Regions from separate parts of the Homo sapiens genome. Here region 2 is linked to region 1. A link is an interaction called in ENCODE POLR2A ChIA-PET data of the cell type or tissue named here. Cell type or tissue: OCI-LY7. All regions are shown on one strand.

The links. ChIA-PET counts read pairs that join two places held together with the same protein. Peaks named below come from ENCODE experiments on the same cell type or tissue, not always from the same donor. Only the 100,000 strongest peaks of a DNase experiment are listed, where the experiment ranks them.
Region 2: POLR2A ChIA-PET joins it to region 1 with 5 read pairs; 2 of 35 experiments call an interaction of 5 or more read pairs at or near these places.

The regions. Positions count from the first base shown.
Region 1 is chr6:137,368,950-137,372,949 of GRCh38, forward strand. No RefSeq gene overlaps it. Among named protein-coding and RNA genes, the nearest start is that of OLIG3, 120 kb to the right of the region's middle. RefSeq lists an enhancer at 1,988-2,157. In OCI-LY7, CTCF peaks have their summits at 2,635 (motif pointing left) and 2,841; DNase peaks (open chromatin) are centred at 2,032 and 2,622; H3K27ac peaks cover 654 bases.
Region 2 is chr6:138,467,229-138,471,228 of GRCh38, forward strand. The region is part of intron 3 of NHSL1 (NHS like 1); the gene reads right to left. Among named protein-coding and RNA genes, the nearest start is that of NHSL1, 30 kb to the right of the region's middle. In OCI-LY7, no CTCF peak of the experiment used is centred here; no DNase peak of the experiment used is centred here.

The DNA.
Region 1 (4,000 bases):
AACAGGATGAAACCAGGCATCTCTGTGTTTTAAAGCTCTGTTCCAATGGCCAACCGTCTTAGTCCATTTTGTATTGCTATTAACAGAAGACCTAAGGCAGGGTAATTGAGAAAGAAAAGAGGTTTATTTGACTCACAATTCTGGTGGCTAAAAAATCCAAGATTGTGCAGCTGCATCTGGTGAGGGCTTCATGCTGCTTCCACTCACAGCAGAGGGCAGAGGGCTGGGGGAGCAGGTGTGTGCAAAGGCAGAGGAAGCAAGAGAGGGAAACTGAGGAAGCCAGATTCTTTCAAACAACCTACTCTCTTGAGAACGATTTCATTCCTGGAGTGAGGGAGCCAAAACTCATTGACTCCAGCAGGAAAGCATTAACATATTCATGAAGGATCCTCCCCTATGACCCAAACACCTCTCACTAGGCTCCATCTCCCAATACTGCCACACTGGAAATTCAGTTTCAGCTAAGTTTTGGCAGGGACAACCCACATCCAAACTGTAGCACCAGCTAAAACTGAAAAACCACTATCATGTAGGGAGAAACATCAATATCAATTTTCACTGCAAACCTTAGCTTTTTTCATGTAACCTTGTTAGTAGCAGCACTGTAAGTTATGACATCCACAGAAAAAAATATGATGTAATCCAGCACCATCAAAAAGGAATGGGGAGGATGGAGATGGACACACTGACTGTGCAGAACGACGCTATTGCTGTGGTGCCACATTCACAGGCCTATGAACGGACTGAATTCAGAAACAAAACACAAAACACTCTCCTTTTCAATAAGCCTAGCAGTTTGCAGTGATGAGTACAAAAGCTGGGAAAAGGTTTTATGCTCATTCACAATTGGGGCTAAGCTGGTGGAATCATATCTCTCCTAAATGTGGCTAGAGGCAATTAAAAACAAGAGGAAGATTTAAAGCTTGATGCCTCCTAGATGTTAATTGGAAGGGAGAGAGGGAGTCCATGCAAATACAGCCACCTGCCTGGAAGACATGTATTTAGAGAAAGGATTTATGCAAAGCATCTGATTGTCTTTTGCTGTGGATACCCACCGAGTCTCCGAAGCAAGAAACTGGTGAGCTTTGGGTGGGCAGCCCAGAGTTTGGGCACAGTACATTGTGTAGGAAGCAACTGTTTGGGGTGGAAGCCACAGATCTGGAGTCAGAAGAGACCAATTTGAGACACTGCTGTGCCATTTACCCTCTTTGTAACCACAGGGCAAGTTACCCAGCCTCTGAGTCTCTGTCTCCTCAATTTTGTAACTAATAACATATGCCTAAAAGGATTGTCGTGAGGGTCATTTGTAAAGCCCAGGATAAAGCCTGGTCAGTATTATTACCATGTGCTTTACAGCAGTAATCACTCTGAAACTCCAATTTTCCTTTCACACAATGAGGGTCAGACCCACCTGAATTAGCTAATTTATGGGACTATTATGTTAACGGAGATGTACTGTTTTTGGAAAAACCTTTAGAGACACTAGATCTTGTCAAATTATTCAATAAAGATCCTTTGTGATTGGATCAAAATCATCAACTAAGCACAAGCTCCAGACACCCTTTCCTTCCTTAAACCCTAAAAATAACAGATTTAAGAATTTTTTTTAACAAATCTGAGAAACAAGAAGTGATGTCCGAGGTGGATCAGAAATTCTGTAGAGTCCCTGAAATAATTGGAAATTTTAAAATTAAATTGGACTTAAGGAGAAAAGCGAAGGCTGAAATACACATAGGAAGGCATCTGTCTGTAATGTAGGAGCAGCCTTGGAGGTGTTCCAAGTTTGGACCCAGCAGATATGGGGAGCAGACTGGGGCCCTTGCATGGCTGGCTGTGGAACACAGTGTAAGCAGCCAGGCAAACCAGTGTTAAAAGAAAAGAAACCTTAGACAAATCAAATTTAACACAGTTCAATTAAGCAAAGAATGATTTGTGAATCAGGCATAGCCAGGAACCAGAACAGGTTCAGGAGGCTCCAGCACAGCCACATGGACAGAAAAAGGGAAATGAGGTACAGAAAATGGAAGTGAGAAACAGAAACAGCTAGATTGGCTGTAGTGTGGAGCTTGACTTTTTTGAACCCAGTTTGAACAGTTGGCTGACTTTGGCCAAAACATGATGATTGTTTTGAAAGCTTACAGTCTGTTTACACATCTGATTAGGTTACAGTTCACTATGTACAGAGAAACCAAAAAGGCACTCTTAGGCTGGACTGAATTTAACAATTCTCACCTTTTGGTCATCCTCTCAATTTTGGGAGATAGACCAAAACTTTAGGCATTGATATCACTCTGTCACCATGATAAATGTACTTATTTTGTCTCAAATCCCACTGGGAAATAGCAGAACAGTAGGTTTTGTGAGGTGGAAATAAGGACTTTGGTTTACTGTTTTTTAGAGGGCAAGAGTAGAGGGGAACTCCTTGTGTTGGAATATCCTGTTTATAGGAGAAAACAAAACCTGGTTTGTTTTAGGATTTATCTCTTTCCCTAAAGTTTTAGTTTGATTATGTTACATTTAGCATGAGTGACTCCATTTTGGTTTGGTCTGGTCTGTCGGGGCCTAGTACACATGCTCAGTCCAAAACAATGACCTTCCAAAATTTTGTTTAAAAAGCGCCCCCTTTTGGTCAGGTTCTCATTTAGGCAACTGTGTGATCAAAACTTAGGGCCTTAGCACCACTCTCATTTACCATCATTTTGGGTTTCTAGTCTTAGCATGTCATTTATAGGTTATGATGTCCTCGTGGTCACACAAGTCCTTGAGTTTTTGTCACTCCAGTCAATGAAAGACTATTTGACATTCTAGAGACGGCTGCATGCAAACATTTAAAACATTTGAGAGAATACAGTGTACCAGGGAAACTACCATTATGTTTATCAGAAGGGCGATGCCAGGAGTTTGGAGTCTGCTCCTTAGCCAGGATCCCCGTGAACCAAACCAACTAAAATCAAATAGATCAAAGAATGAGCTAGATAAAGAGTCTACTTGTTTTAAACAAACCTCTTGTTCTGTTTATTAATTTTTTACAACTGAATCTCTGTGATACTCAATGTATTCCTTTATGTGCAACTAGAAGTGTCAGGAACTGCACAGATACTTCTCTGTTTAGCCAGTAAATAATTTAGAACAAGTCTATTATTTAGCAAAACTTTCACAAAAGAATTTAAAGTCTGTTGTGTAATCATAGCCTTTGCAGTAGAATTTGCTATAGAGCCTATTATGAGGGATATATTTCTAACCATTGCTTCATTTATTCCAAACCATGGAAAAAGCAACCTAACAAATGATGCCCATCTAGAATACTGAAGGTCTCCTGCCAATGTTCCCTTTAACCTATGCTGGCAATGTTCTCTTTAACCTATGATGTAAGTTAAAAAGAGTGGGCCAATATTCTGTTTCTGATCAACTATGAAGCAACAAATGTACAACTAAAATTTTTCACCTAAAGTGGCCTTTCTTCCTCCATCAAGGCGTAAGTTTGTTCATGTATAAGGTTAGCTGAGAAATCCTCCACGAATAAAAGTATACCTCATGAATGCACACAAAAGACCCCTTTTCAGTTCATTGTTCATAGAGGCATAAGCAAGGAGAACAATGAGAGATAAGAGTCTTATGATAGCAGAAAAATTTTGATCTGTGATCTTGGAGAAAAGCTGTCCATGTCTGGATGCCACCTGTTTCTGGGGAGAAACTTCCCTGGCTAGCTTTATCTTAAGGTCTCCAAAGTGTGTACAGTTTCAAGAGTTTGGAGTGGCCCTTCTGAGTGAGATTATGAACTCAATGTTCCAGGCCCCAAAGTTTTCCTGCAGTGTGAGTGGCAAGGGCAGTGTTTGATGTTCTCAGAAGACCCAGTCTCCAGGTTCTAGACTGTGAAAGGGTTGATTGTATGGACAGTCAGTGGAGCATGAAAAGCTTTCTTTACCTGAAGAAAATACACTTTGGCATAACGCATTAAAACCTCGCAGCATTTAGTCATATCAGAGTCCAGTAGCAGAAG
Region 2 (4,000 bases), 1.1 Mb after region 1:
TGCCGGCTCCGCCCCCCGGGTTCACGCCATTCTCCTGCCTCAGCCTCCCGAGTAGCTGGGACCGCAGGTGCCCGCCACCTCGCCTGGCTAATTTTTTGTATTTTTAGTAGAGACGGGGTTTTGCCGTGTTAGCCAGGATGGTCTCGATCTCCTGACCTCATGATCCGCCCGCCTCGGCCTCCCAAAGTGCTGGGATTACAGGCGTAAGCCACCACGCCCGGCCAGTATTTTTTGTTATTTTAGAAGGTATTCCTACTTATGAAAAAAACTTAACTGTAAAACAGCCTCAGGCCGGTCCTTCAGAAAATATTCCAGAAGTGGGTATTGTTATCATAGGAGATAACAGCTTCATGGGTGTTATTGCCCCGAGGAACTTCCAGTAGGACAAGATGTGGAGGGGAAGACAGTGATATTGATGCTGCTGACCCTGTATCCTGTGTAGGCCAAGGCTAATATGTGTGCTTGTGTCTTAGTGTTTAATAAAAAAGTTTAAAAAGGAAAACATTTTAAATAGAAAAATGGTTACATAATAAGGATATAAAGAAAATATCTTTGTACAGCTATACAATGTATTTATGTTTTAAGCTGTGTTATTACAAAACAGTCAAAAAGTTTAAAAAATTTAAAAGCTTACAAAGTAAAAAAGTTACAATAAGCTAAGGCTAATTTACTATTGAAGAAAGAAACATATTTCTTTTTTGTAGAGATGGGTTCTCAGTTTGTTGCCCAGGCTAGTCTTGAATTCCTGGACTCATGCAATCCTCCCACCTTGGCCTCTCAGAGTGCTGGGATTACAGGTGTGAGCCACTGAAACTGGCTAGAAAAATTTTTCTTTGTAAATGTGGTGCAGCCTAAGTGTGCAGTATTTATAAAGCCTGCAATAGTGTACAATAATGCCCTAGGCCTTCACATTCACTCACCACACTCACTGACTCACCCAGAGCAACTTCCAGTCCTGCAAGCTCCATTCATGGTAAGTGCCCTATTGAGGTGTACCATTTTTCATCATTTCTGCTGCATTTTTATTGTGCCTTTCCTAGGTTCAGATACACAAATGCTCACCATTATGTTACAATTATCTAGAGTATTCAGTATAATAACATGCTGTAGCCTAGGAGCAACAGGCTATATACCGGGGGTCCCCAGCCCCAAGGCCGTGCACTTGTACCCATCTGTGGCCTGTTAGGAACTGGGCTGAACAGCAGGAGGTGAGCGGCAGTCAAGCAAGCATTACTGCCTGAGCTCCGCCTCCTGTCAGATCAGCGGCAGCATTAGATTCTCATAGGAGCGCAAACCCTATTGTGAACTGTGCATGTGAGGGATCTAGGTTGTGCGCTCCTTATGAGACTCTAACTAATGTCTGATGATCTGACATGGAACAGTTTCATCCCAAAACTGCCCCACCCACCCCAGTCTGGTCCATGAAAAAATAGTCTTCCATGAAACTGGTCCTTGGTGACAAAAAAGCTGGGGGCCACTGGGCTATCCCATCTAGCCTAGGTGTGTAGTAGGCTGTACCGTCTAGGTTTGTGTAAGTATACCCTATGATATTTGTACAATGACCAATCACCTAACAATGCATTTCTCAGCATGTATCCCTGTCATTACACAATGCATGACTGTATTTGCTCTTAGTGCCTCCCCGTGAAATCAAAGCTCCATCAAAGACAGAGATTTCTTGCATTTGCTTTACTGTTACATCTCCAACACCTAGAATAGTCTCTGGCACATAGAAGGTGATCAATAAGTCCTTATTTTGCAAAGGAATTATAATTTTGTGCTTGAAGGAGCTCTTTTTCAGAACACATTACAGAGGGGTGAGGAGTGTTTCTGGGTCCTAAATGACCACCACTGCTGGCTGTACAGCTTGGATGCATCCGTGCATCACAGTGACCTAGTGAATGGCAGGAAGGGCCATGAAGATTAATAAAGATTTGGACTCAGGGCAAATATTTACTTAGTAGCAATAACTCAAAGAATTACTGTTGAATAAATAAGCCAACTAAGCAGCCAATCACGTACTATGCGGATGCACACAAATGAAACCCTCACTTCAACCTGAAGACATTCGCACATGAGTTACGTAGAGGGACCTGCAGGAAGCGGTAGAGAAAACATAAGGCTTATGCGTTTAATTTCCACACCAATTTCAGGATCTTTGTCACTGACAGCAGCACTAAGACTTGTTAACTTTATATAGTTAAGAAGAACAAGGCTGAGCGCGATGACTCACGCCTGTAAGCCTAGAACTTTGGGAGGCCAAAGCAGGCAGACTGCTTGAGCCCAGGAGTTCCAGACCAGCCTGGGCAACATGGCAACACCCCATCTCTACAAAAAAATACAAGAATCAGCTGGGCGTGGTGATGTGTACCTGTAATCTCAGCTACTCGGGAGGCTGAGGCAGGAGGATCACTTGAACCCAGGAGGTTGAGGCTACAGTGAACCGTGACTGCGCCACTGCACTCCAGCCTGGGCAACAGACTCAACAGAGTGAGATCCTGTCTCAAAAACAAAAAACAAAACAACAACAACAACAAAAACACAAAAAACAGAGTGCTGCAATTAATCGAATCATGAGGAATAAGCAAAAGGATGGAAAACATGCCCTAAGGTCATCGAATTGGCTACGTTATAGTGGGTGGCAAGTGGCTTTTTTGATGCTCCACAGAATCAAGAAATGGTTAATACAACACTGAATGAGGTAGCTCAAAGAGAAGAATGTTAAGGAAAGAAGGGAGTGGGGGAGGCAGGAAGGGGAAGAAGGCAGTTAGCTATTATGATAGTATAATTTGTTAGCTGATATTTAATTAGTATATAATAATGTCTAATTAATATATATTTGATAAAATAATTTGATATTTATTTTATTCTGAAACCAATTTCTTAACAGAGATTGCCTTGAGATGACATTCAGATCTAATGATTTAACATTTTTCTAATATACTTCAACTTGGTTCTACTTATTTAAGAAAAGGAAAAATACAAGTTCCCCATAAATATCTCTAATGATATATTCCAAGGATTTCAAAATACTTTTACCCGAGAACAAGATTAACCTGAATTTTTATTTTTATTTTTTGAGAAAGGGTCTCACCCAGTTGCCCAGGCTGGAGTGCAGTGGTGCAAACACGTCTCACTGTAGCCTTGACTTCCCGGGCTTAAGCAATCCTCCCACCTTAGCCTCCCGAGTAGGTGGCACTACAGGTGCGCTACCACACCCAGCTAGTTTTTGTTCTATTTTCTGTAGAGACAAGGTCTTGCTACATTGCCCAGGCTGGTCTTGAATTCCTGAGTTCAAGTGATCTGGCCACCGTGGCCTCCCAAAGTGCTGGGATTACAGGTGTGAGCCACCACGCCCAATCAAACCTGGATTTTTAAAAATCACAAAAGTAACAAAAATTTTATAGCAGCAAAGAAAGTTAAGATTTGAAAGTGGCTGGTGCTTTTGTAAGAGACCAAATATAGGAAAGCCATGAGGGCAGACACTGTAACTTGGAGAGGGTTGGGAGGGACCCCAGAAAATAGCTCTCCTCCCACAAACACCAGGCAGGTCCTCCCCACTGTCTACCTCCTCCCTTTCACAAAAAGAAGGACGCTGTGGGTCCCAAGGAGACCTGTCAAGGGTCCCACAGTCAACTTCTCATTCCTGGTCTAGTGATGCCAGTGCCAGCAAATCACACTAAGGTAATTATTACGGAAACATTTGTGTTTACTGGGATGTCATGACATATCACATCATATAAAGGATGACTTTTATATATATTCCCTTATACACGACCATTTTCTTCGCACTCATTTTCAGCAGGATAGGAGCCTGTTTTCTAGGGGGTGATTTGTCGACCCTCTCACACACATCTGGGAGAGGGCTGCTTGGCCATCGGGGTCCGTGGCAATGGTACAGAGGAGTAGAAACTAATGCAGAGGCTAACTTCCCTCAGAGTTGAGTGTCATGGTAAGCAAAGAGCTATGTGAGAATTTAGAAATTATTTTTCCATTCTCC